Linked DNA regions of Mus musculus: region 1 is linked to region 2. Evidence: chromatin contacts called from ENCODE Hi-C or POLR2A ChIA-PET data. All regions are on one chromosome and are shown on one strand. The core of a region is the stretch at or near the end of the contact, and the rest is flanking DNA. Distances in the headings are between cores, read along the strand shown.

Region 1 (6,112 bases), core at 2,529-5,028, 1.5 Mb after region 2:
CCACACCAGGCTGGAACTGTACAGCTGTAAATTTTGTTGAGTCAGATAGCATCTATCTTTTCTTTCTTTTTTTAATCACTACATCTTCCCACCCTCCGTGCCTAGAATAGTGTGTGGTTCATAGCCGAATGAAATGTACTAAATGAATGTGTGATTGAATAAACGACCCCTGCTTTCCCCCAACTTCTCCCTCCAACAAGCACCTACAGAAATCTGGCCCTCTGTCCCGGCAGCTCCGTCCATCCCTAGGGCCCTCCCCACAGCATGCCCATGCTGTGACACTGATTAAGTTTATTTAAAAGAAAAAAATCGCTGGGCAGTGGTAGTCTTTAATCTCAGCACTTGGGAGGCAGAGACAGGTGATCTCTGTGAGTTCGAGGCCAACCTGGTCTACAGAGGGAATGCCAGGACAGCCAAAGCTACACAGAGAAGCCATGTCTCAAATAAATAAATAAATAAAAATAGAGCAAGTTAAATTAAAATTTAAAAAAATGAAAGAGTAAAAGGTTATCATCGTAGGACTGACCCTTGAGCCCAGAGTGTGGCACAGGGCGCCTCTCTCTAAGGAGTCCCTGGGTCTATGTAACTGCAATAAAGGTTCTTCTACATCTACCGCTTCTCAGCAACATAACTGCTGCCTTAAGCATCCTCCTAAAATAGCACTTTCTTGGCTAGGACAGCTCCCCTCAACACTTGAGAACACACTCCTGGCTTCTACCTGGCTACTGCTCACATCTTTGCCACCTGATTGCCCTGACCTCTAAAAACAAATCCAAGTCCTGGCCCAGCCTCTAGCCTTAGACTGACCCCAAGAATCCCCCTGTCTCCCAATCTCTCATCAGAGAAACACGGAGTTTTTGCCTTCCAAAAGCAGCTCACAAAAAGAAAAGAAATTGGCCGGGCAATGGTGGCACACGCCTTTAATCCCAGCACTTGGGAGGCAGAGGCAGGCGGATTTCTGAGTTCGAGGCCAGCCTGGTCTACAGAGTGAGTTCTAGGACAGCCAGGGCTACACAGAGAAACCCTGTCTCAAAAAAAAAAAAAAAAAAAAAAAAAAAAACAGAAAGAAAAGAAAAAGAAATCTCTCTCTATTCAATCCCTTTGAATCTTTCCATGGTTGACCATGGTCCATGTATTCCCATTGCAGTGATGCTTCTAAAATTAACGGCTCAACCTTTTGAGAAGCCCAGTGATTGTTCAGTTTGTTTCCTCCATTCTGACCTCGAAGTCCCAGTGAGCACAGTTGTCATAACTCATGTTATAGGTGAATTTGACATACACTTCCAGTCACAGTGTCTGACCTCTCTCAGCAAAGGAATCAGCTCCGAGTGTGCATCTGGGCCAAACACCATTCTTCCATCTTTCTTGTGCTTTGCTTGGGAAAGGTAGTCCAGGCTAGCCTCAAAGTCACCGAGAAGCTAGGGATGACACTGAACTTGCGATCCTTTTGCCTGTATCAGCTGGATGCTGGGGCTACGGGCCTGAGCCACCACGTGCAGTTTGTGCAGTGCTAAGGAGCCGATCCGTTTCACACACGCAGGCCAGCACTCTCTCAACTGAGCTGTATCTCCAGCCTCCGTGGAGTTTTTAGATCTAGTGCTGTGGATGATGAGTTCAATGGGTTTGCTCTCTCTCTCTCTCTCTCTCTCTCTCTCTCTCTCACACACACACACACACACACACACCAGAAAACAAGGAAGACAAACACCCCAAAAATGCCATGCAATTTATTATCTAATACAAAGGAGAAGACCTTCTTTCCTCTTGAATGGGAAGCCAAGATGGGATCCAGAAGTCTCAGCTTATCTTTTGAAACTACTTGCCCACTGGAAGAAGTGGGGGAAAGAAAGAGCGAGGGAGCTCTGTTGCTCTGAGGCTGAATCTTTAAGCCTTCTGGTCTCCCCAGCATTTAGTACTTACTCTCATCCTTTCCTCCTGTAGGATGTGAGGCTGACCCAGAGTCCACAAGAATACAGAAGCTGCCTAGCATACCAAAGCACACATCACTCAGTAGCTGGGCTTCTCTCAACTCCTCTTACCCCGCCCCCTCCCCTAAACTCCTCCAGCCACAGCCCATTTTCTCATCCCTACATAAACCTGCCCTGTCAGCCATGCGTTGTCTTTTGCTCTCTTGGTCCTCTGTGCTTGTTCTTGGTTTCTCGTCTCCCCCTCCTCTCCTCTGTCTCTCTGTTTCTTTCTCTCTTGCTCTCTCCCCAGCCCTCTCTCATGAGCCAGTCTAGTCCCCTGGCCATGTTCATTGTACAGCACCCCCTGTTCTGGGCTCTTCCGAATGCCTCCTTCACATCTGCTTATAAGATGTCTGACTACACGTCTCATATCTATAAACACTTTCTCCTCACCCATACCTTGCAGCAGTTATGCCTTCACTTTCGACACTTGGGATCTGTTCTGAGATGTATGCCTGAAAAAAATATTGTTAAAACCCAAACTGAAAAACCTGTAATTTGGAAAGAACAAACAAACAAGCAAACTGAAAGGCCTTATAGTTTTCAAGAGAACAGTAGTCCTGGGTGGGCAACTGAGAAAGGACTATTGAGGGTGAATGGATTCTGTTATCTTTTGTAATGAGAAGAGCTGCCGTTCCCTATGAAATAAGGGCTTCATGTTACAGGAGAAGAAACTAGCAAAATCAATGCCTAGTTAATGACAGAGTTTTCAACTCAGGTCTGCCTGGTATCCAAGCTTAATCTTCGTTTACTAGAGCAAGAATATATTCCTGGCATGAAAGGAAAACATTCCTTTAATGTATTTTCCAGAAAATACTTGAAGTCAAAACGGTTAGAATCAGAAACCCTGGCTCCATCTCTCTTATTAGTCGTTCCTTGGCTATTCAAGCATTCATTCTGAGATTTCTATAGGAACCAACAGTGTAATCTGCTGACTCATTCCTTCCAGGAACCCTAAAAGAGGGTCAAACTGCTTATCTGTCAGAAGCCAGGCCTTGGGACAGACCCATCCCAGGAGAGAGACAGCAAAACTTATCTGAAGACTGGAGAGATGGCTCAGCACTTAAGGGCATTTGGCTGCTCTTCCAGAGGACCAGGGTTCAATTCCCAGTACCCACATGGCAACTCACAACCATCAATAACTCCAGTTCCAGGTGACCTGGCACCCTCACACAGACATATATGCAGGCAAAACACCAATGCACATAAAAATAAACACATTATTTTTTTTTTAATTATCTGATGTAACTCCATGGTACAGTGCTTGCCTGGCAGGCCCCTGTAGTTGACCCCCTGCACTGGGAAAAAGAAAATGTCTATGTGAACACAAAACAATAAAAGACAATCCGGAGGATCCTGGACCAGGCCTTGGCAAACTGCCGGGTTTTGTCTATAAAGCTGGGCTGCGGTACAGCCATTATGGGCTCTATACTGTTTAAGATGTTTTCCTGTTGTGGTGGCAACAGAGAAGCTGGGATGCAAAGAAGAAACTGTTCTCTGGCTGTCCCTTTAAGGAAGCCTGTGACCTCTGGCCAAGGACGGTGCTTAAAACCTAAAGAACTTGGGAGTCACACACTACGGGGAAAGCCCTTCCAAGTCCTTCCACCCTCCCAGGATGTCAGAGGACATCCTGGCACTCTGCTGATTGAGCTCATGCCGCAGCACCGCTTGTTTCCCGCCGCCCCACCGTCCAGACCTGCTCTGTGGCTCTCCCTTGCTTTTCTCTCCTGTTTGCGTTCCCAGAGGCACAGCCCAGAACAACGAAATCACCTGTTTCTTCCCTGCCCCTCCCCCACTCGCTACAGCACATTCACACCGGCAAGCCCTGCTTCTACCACCCTGCATCATGTGCTTGGTCAGCAGAGGCGGCAACTTGGCCAGGTTGGTGGTGAGAAGAAACCGAGATGGGGTGTTTGTTTGCCTGGCTCCCGGTCACCTGGCATGCCACCTTCCTCTGCCAAAGGCCACAGTCAGGCCGCTTCTTTCTGTTGGATCCCGAGCTCTCTGCTCTCCAGGCACCTTCAGACCACAGAGGCTAACAGTTTCCTGCCCTTTCTAACTTTCAGTCTCCGGGACTTGACTATTCTGTTTCCTAGACCAATACTCACTGTATTGACTATAAATTGTTATGCAAAGAGTTACCCTAAATGTAGTGCCTTGAAAAGTAAGCCTGGCAGTGGTGGCACATACCTTTAATCCCAGCACTGTAGAGGCAGAGGCAGGTAGGTCTCTGTGAGTTTGAGGCCAGCCTTGTCTCCAGAGCAAGTTCCAGAACAACCCTGTCTCAAAAAAATAAAAAATAAAATAAAACAAACCCAAACACCAAAAGAAAAAACAAAAACAAAACAACAACAACAACAACAACCAAACAACAAAAATCAAACAAGCAAAACAAAACAAGACAAGACAAAAAACAAGGAAACATTTATGGGCTCTGGAGGAGAAGCTGTTGATAGAGCACTTGCTAACCATGCACAAAGTCCTGGCCAATCCTTAGCATTGCCTAAATGAGGCATAGCTGTCCACACCCTCCAATCCAGCGCTTGGGATGTAGAAGCAAAAAGATCAGAAGTTCACGGTTATCCTCAGCTACTCAGAGAGGTCAAAGGGCAGCCTGAGCCATATGAGATCTGGTCAAAAAGACCATAGAAAAGAAACACTTTTGATCTCACAGGGCTGCTGAGGGTGGGAATCCGGTAAGGGATTTGTGGGCGGTTCCTGGCCTTGTGGTCCAGTTGTTGGCCATAGTTATTTGGAGGTGTGAACGGGGCTTGGGGACTGATGGCCAAGTACTATAGTTTACATCTAGAATGTCCTTCCAGGGTTCATTTGTCCAGCGAGGGAGCTGGCTCACTGGGTAAAAACACTTGCTGAGCAAACCTGCTGCAGGGTGTTTGATCACACTGTGAACCCTAAGATTGTGTTCCTGACTGGAAAAGCCTGTTTTTAGTTGTGGTGTGGCTCAGGCTTAGCATACACCTTTAGTGGGTATTTTAAACAGGATTAAATAAAGTCAACCATAGGTCAAGGGGCGGAGCAAGCAGAGCTGACAGGAAATGAACCCAAGATTAAGAAAAAAATCATAGAGAGTAGGAGGGGACCAGGAGGACAGATAAAGAGACACACAGGAAGTAGAAGGGAGGGACATTGAGTTGGGAAGAGTTTTTTTGTGTTTTTGGTTGTTGTTTTGTTTTGTTTTGTTTTGTTTGAGAGAGAGGCATTCTTTCTGGGATGTCGGCTAAGGAAGAAGGCTGACTGGTGCTTTCTCTGCCTCTCCGAGCTAGCAGGCTTCCACCCCACATCTGGTTCCCGAGTCTTCATTGGTAAAATTGAATGACTGAGATTTTGTTAAAAAAAACAAAAAAACAAAAAACAACTCAAACCTAAGTTTAAGTCCCAGAACTCATAGGGTAATGGAATGTGGTGGTGCACATCTGTAATCCCAGAACTCCGACAGTAAGACTGGAGGTGGAGGCAGGAGAATTCTGTGGAAACTTGGAACCCACTAAGCTGGAGTACACAGAGAGACAGAAACACAAACCCTGTTTCAACATGGAGGAAGGAAAAAGCAATCTCCTGAAAGTAATCCTGACCTCCACATGCAGACACACGCATGCATGCACGTGTGCACGCGCGCACTCGCGCGCGCGCGCACACACACACACACACACACACACGAATGCACATGCATGTACATGTATACATACACACAAATGGTCACACACGTGAATTCATGCAGGCATACACATATATACATACATACACACATATACTAGCATACACACGTGCACTCATGTATGCACACATAATAATTAATTAATTAATAGCTAATCAAAACTATTTTTAAGGGGCCTGTGTATTAAAAGCTGATCCCCAGAGTGTCACTATCAGACTATCAGGAAGTGGTTTAGGAGGTGGGGCTTAGTAGATTTTAGGACATTGGGTATCGTGTGCTCTTTTTTTTTTCCTTTAATTTACGCGTGTGTGTGTGTGTGTGTGTGTGTGTGTGTGTGTGTGTGTATGTGTGCAAGTAACCAGAGGCCAGAAGTGGGTGTGAAATTTCTTGGAGCTGGAAGTAGCAGTTGTTTGTAAGCTGATCAGCGTGGGTGCTGGGATCTGAACTCTGGCTGATAGAGCAGTGTCAT
Region 2 (5,572 bases), core at 2,606-5,105:
AAACTCAGGCCAACAGGTGTCTCTAGGCTTAGCTCTGTGCTCCCAGAAGCCACCAGAGTGCTGCCGACCAAGTCCTTTTGTGAGGTGAGCCCTTGCAGCTCTTTCTGGTTTGTGAACGGTAGTTACAACTGGGCTGGTTCTTCTTCCTCCCTCGCCGGCAAGGTATCGGGGCAGAGTGGTGCTCTGGTGCCATGGAGATCCCTCAGACTGTCAGATGGAAGCACTTCATGTTGGCAGCCAGTGTTGGGAGGGCAACCCCCCCCCACACACACAACTAGGGACGCCCCCAAACCAAACCCTGCCACCAACAGGGTCATGTCTGCTACATCATGTTTTTCTTCTTATTTCCATATTTACAACAGAATTCCAGGGTCCAGACCCGGGATGTTAGGGTTTACCACCATGTCACCCCTACTCAGCTCCCTGATCTGATGACAAGGGCCACTGCCCTGCCCAGCGATCAGTGTGGTATAGGGCTGGTGGCTGGGGTGTGTCTCCAGCAGCCAGTAGATGATGGCCATCAGCTGAGATGTGCCTGGGAGATTCGGAGCCCAGAGGAGGCGGGGCCCACTTGAATGTCATCACCCATTCATGAAGAAGACCGAGACACAGCAGAGGAGAAAAAAATCTGTCCCCCAGTGTGTCCCCAACATGGGGTGAGCAGCCAGCCTCCCCAAGCACTGAACCAAATCTATTGTGTCTGTGCAGGGAGGTGACACGGGTACCCCATGAGCACCGTGACCAGGAAAGGACCCCCTTATCTACATACTTCCAAGTCCTGGGTGTGGTGGGTGTCCATGAATGCCAAGTGACAGCGAGAGACCAGGAACCCCCCCAAATCCAGGATAAACAGTATAGGTCTATGCCGGTGGCCACGCTGCTAAAATACCCACCCTTTTTAATGTATATGCAATGCTGATTTCTCCGAGCCCGCAGTCAGGGTTATAAATAGAAAACACTCGACACCGGATGGGAGGTTTACCGCCCCCAGGATGCTCCACCGAGAACTGGGGCTCTAATCCTTGGGTTCTGCATTCCCCTCACCCCACCCCCGACCCTCCTGGCTGGCGCAGCATCCGCGCTGGGGTGCCGCCAGCATTTCCCCAATAAACCTTTCCATAGCTGGGCTAGAAGCAAGGGACAAATGACAATTTAAATTTCCAGTTTGCAAAAGGCCCACTCACCTCGGTAGCGGAAGCTGCCTCTGCGCTGTCACTTGGACACAAAGGCGGGCATTTCTCGATGGTACCCAGGCGAGGGGCCTGGTGGAAGGATGCTCAGGGCCAAGTCCACATCTGAGGAAGGTCACCCAGGGCGACGTGGCCACAGCACACCTGTCCGGCCCAACTGTAGAAGGCGGCGCCGTGGGTTAGTAGCAGCACCCCTGTCCCCCTTTAGTCACTGTTTCCCCTGCCATCGCAGCCCAGGCCTGCCGCGGCTCTGGCTTTTCCCTTTCTGATGGCTGAGGCTCTGTCTTTCCCTCAGATAGTGGAGGAAGCTGCTTTTGTGTGCAGGGGGCGGGCCCAGGCCTGATAGACAGTTCTAGCATCCCTGCCTGCATCCTCCTCTCCCCATTGGCTGAGGCGAAAGCATTTCTCCCAGCCATGCCCAGAGCAGGTGCAAAAAAAAAAAAAAAAAAAAAAAAAAAAGTCTCTGAGATGGTGCATCTTACTTATGCAAAACCATAAGAGAAAATAAATAAACGGACAAGCAGCCGTGGCCTAACTCTTACAGGATGGGGGCGGGGAGCCTGCAGGATTCTTTGGTACGGGGGAAGAGACGCCCTTGAAACCATCTTTGAGGGCAAAGAAATGGAGGCTTCCAGATCCCCCTTTCAGGGTGAGTCAAAGGGTCCCTCATTCACCCAGGACAAGGCAGAATGTTGGGATGCAGCGAACCTGGCTGATTGTTTTAGATGTATTGGGTCTGCGCTACCGTGGGAACAGCGCCCCTGCAGTTGCCCAGAGGAAATCTAGAAGCTGATGGAAAAATGGACAGCTCGCATGCAGCTCAGCATCTGCAGTTGGATGGGATGGAAAGACAGTTTGTATCCTGGTCTCAAGTACTGGAAGCGCTGAGACCGGGGGGTGGGGGGTGGGGAGGCGCGTTGCAAGTTCAAATCCAGGTTGGACTAAGGTCAGCCTGGACAACTTGGTGAGCCCCCATCTCAGAAGTGAGAAGAGGGGTCATGCTGGATGGTTCAGCAGGTGTGCGTGGAGCTGTCAGGGAGGAGGGGGGTAGGCAGAGAAGCTGGTGTGCACTGGCAGTTTCAGCCCGAAGCAAGCGCGGGAGGAGGCTGGGGCTAACTGAAAAGCAATCGGAGGGCCATTGATGTCAACGTCTGCCCTCTGCATGTGCACTGACACATGCACTGGCACATGCACACACACACACACACACACACACAAACATTTAAAGAGGGGTGGGGGCGTGGTCAGAGGTGATGTCCTATGTAGAATTCAGCCAGTGGTCAGGGGTAGAGCTCTGCCTAGTATGGCAAGCAAGGGTCCTGGGGAAAATGGAGACTAAGCTACAATTTGATTTAGCAGCTGAGAACTGCAGTTGATTTCCAGACGTTACCAGAAGTAAAAGAGAGCAGAGAAGGATGTCCCCAGTGTCCATAAAGAACTAATCGCCCAGACTTTGGTCCCTGAAAGTGTGAGAGAATAAATGTTTGGGGTTTAACCCCCCTCCATTCAGTTTCTTATCTTTCCTGGTAACTAATATAAGACCCCACATAGTAGTGGATCTCCAAGGTTCTTTCTGCACATCCTGTGAGCACATCAAGTTCCTTCCTGCCACAAGGCCTTTGCCTGTACTGTCAGTACTCTCGGATCTCCTACGTTCATACGAGTGTACATGTGAGTATAGGTCACATAGGCTCTCTCTTCCTGACAACAGGTTTGTTCTAGGCATTTCCCACCATGGAAATGCGTGCCTACTGTCTCACTGAGCACGAGGCTCATTCACCTGTCGGTGCGGCCATAACTCCCACCCACTTTCAGAACCTTCCATCTACCCACACTATGCCCATCACCTCCCTACTTCTTATATCTTACTTCCTGTGTCTGTCAGTCTGAGGACTCCAGGAACCTCCTGGAAGTGAGATCCTGGTCCGAGTGTCCTTTTGTGTCTGACTCATGCTGACATGCTGTCCTCAAGGGCCATCCATCCATGTTGGAATAGGTGTCTGGGTTTCCTTGCATTTTCTGGGCTATTACTCCATTTTGTGTGTTTCCTTTAGCACTGATAAATCAGTTTGCACCTTTCTAGAACACGTCAGAAGTTGGACTCTCAGAGGCAAAAGTCAAGGGCACAGGGCTTGCAATAAATAATAGGGGAAAAGATCACATGTAACTCAAGAGAAACTGCCACAGTCCCCCTGCCTTCTAGAAAGACGTGGGCTACACACCTAGAGCCTTAAGCCTTGGAGGCCACACATGCTCAGGTCAAGGATGGTCACGTGCCACCCACCCACTCTCTCAGCCTTGGAATTTCTCAAGCTTTCTCAAGAATCAGCCAGCTCTCTGCCTTGCGTCCAAGAAGAGATAAGGAAGGTGGCAGTGTACATCAGCAGGTGATGGGGCTTGCCGCCAAGCCCAACTACTGGAGTTTGATCCTTGATCCCTGGGACTCCACGTGGCGGATGGCAGGCCGGGTCTAGAACCGACTTCCCTAAGATGTCCTTTCATCATCATAGAGGCACCTGAGTTAGGCGTCCTCCGTAGGGGGCGGGGCTTGGCCGGTGGGCGGAGACAGGCTGAGGCTCTCTGGGGCTAGGGATGGCAGGTTCGAGCAGGGGCGGGGCTTGAACGAGCACGGGGCGGTGCGTCGGGGGCAAGGCCCTGACGTCACTCCCGTGGGCTCCGGGAGGACGTGGACATGGCGGCTAGCAGCTCTTCCGGCCTCGCGCAGGGCACCAACCCGTCGTCCAGGTAACGAGCCCCGTGGGCGGCGAGGCGCCCCAACCCCGCGGGACTCGGTCGTGAGTCACGGGGAGCGGGGCGGGCCCGAGGCGGGGCGACGGCCCCTGGGGTCCGCGGGAGGGCGGGGCGGGGAGTCCGGGGAGTGACAGGCAGGGTGGGGGCGGGGACCCCGTGGGGATAGGGCTAGCCTAGGAGGGACCGACCTGGATGGGTAGGGTGGGGACCGAGGATGGAGGACAGAGTTGGGGGAGGGGACTGACCTCAGAGAGGACCTGAGACCTTGGGGAACCTTCCAAGCGGGAATAGGGTGGGGTGTTCTGGCCCCTGATGGATAGAATTGGAGTTTTTGGTGTCTGATGTATGGGGGAATCCTCCAGGCAGGGATGGAGTCAGAGTTCTGGTTCCTGATGGATGGAGGACCCTCGAGACGGGGATGGAGTCTGGGGTTCTGATGTCTAGTGGATGGGGGACCCTCCAGATGGGCCTGAATTGGGGGTTCTAATCCCTGATGAATGGGGGACCCTCCAGGTGAGTATGGATTGGGGGTTCTGGTGTCTGACAGATGGGTTACCCTCTAGACAGGGATGAATTTGGGTTCAGTCCCTGATGGATGGGGGGCTCTCCAGACGAGGATGGGGTCTGGGGTTCTGTGTCTAATGGATGGGGGGCTAAGCTAGGCAGGGTAAAGTGAGCCTCTGGTCTTTGGAAGTCAGTAAAGCACAGGCAAGTGGCACAGGCTTCCAATCCAATCTTTGAAGAGAGAAGCTGAGGCAGTGTGTGTGTGTCTAAGTTCAGGGCTAGCCTGAGCTACAGTGAGTATGAGGCCAGGCTGAAGAACTAAAGGAGATGTTGTCTCTAAATAAAAGGCCACATGAATAATGTCCGTGCCAAGTGGAGAGAAGGCGCTTGGCTGTGTGTGAGGAGTTGGGGGCTGACGGCTGGGGACGAGTGTCCTCTTCACTCAGTGGCTTGGTTAGGGTTACAGTTGCAGTGATAACACACCCGGGCCAAGAGCTGGTGAGAGGGTCACTGTGGGGACCAGAGTTCCAGGTCTGTAAGTCAGGCAAGTCCACTGCCGTAGCACAACACACACAAATATACAAATGATGAAAAGAAAAAAAAAAAGAAAAGAAAACGCTCCAGTCAACAGCAAGCTGGGAGGAAAGGATTTGCGTGACTCACACTTCCAGATCACCATGACAGGAGCTCACACAGGGCAGGAACCTGGAGGCAGAGCTGATGCAGAGTCCATGGAGGGCGCTGCTGACAGGCTTGCTCCCCATGGCTTGCTCAGCCTGCTGTCCTATAGAACCCAGGACCAGAGCCCAGGGATGGCGCCACACACATTGGTCCCTAATTAAGAAACCACCCTACAGGCTTGCCTACAGCCTGATCTCATGGAGGCATTTTCTCAGTGGGTTCCCTCCTTTCAGATGACTTTAGCTTGTGTCAAGTTGATCAAAGTTCAGCACAACTGACCTTTGTCAAATTGACACAGCAGTACGACTATTTAGCAGTGACTTTAGTCCTCAAGATCGCTTGTCAGTGAACATCACAATACAAAACATACTACAAACTTCTTTACAAATCAAACCGTTTAAACTCAGTTCGGAGCTGGAGAAGGGCCCAGTGGTTAGAGCACTGGC

The links. Hi-C counts contacts between places; a loop is a spot of excess contacts on that map. ChIA-PET counts read pairs that join two places held with the same protein, here RNA polymerase II (POLR2A).
Region 1: a loop to region 2 is called in a map of T-helper 17 cell, with 4 times the contacts of the local background. The contact joins the enhancer-like site here to the promoter of Zfr2 in region 2. A Hi-C loop is called at or near these places in 1 of 37 maps with a recorded cell type or tissue (T-helper 17 cell). POLR2A ChIA-PET finds 5 or more read pairs at or near these places in 2 of 5 experiments (Patski and embryonic stem cell).

What each region holds. Positions count from the first base shown.
Region 1 is chr10:82,774,336-82,780,447 of GRCm38, forward strand. It overlaps a transcript of Hcfc2 not described here. Among named protein-coding and RNA genes, the nearest start is that of Nfyb, 13 kb to the left of the region's middle. Within about 2 kb of position 3,779, at least 1 of the 3 ENCODE cell types and tissues checked has a DNase peak (open chromatin) inside an H3K27ac peak, as active enhancers do.
Region 2 is chr10:81,229,308-81,234,879 of GRCm38, forward strand. Zfr2 (zinc finger RNA binding protein 2) reads left to right here and starts at 3,856. Exons shown (of 18, transcript NM_001034895.3): 1 at 3,856-3,935. The coding sequence starts at 3,883. It overlaps Atcay (ataxia, cerebellar, Cayman type), which reads right to left and starts at 1,479. Exons shown (of 13, transcript NM_178662.4): 1 at 1,185-1,479.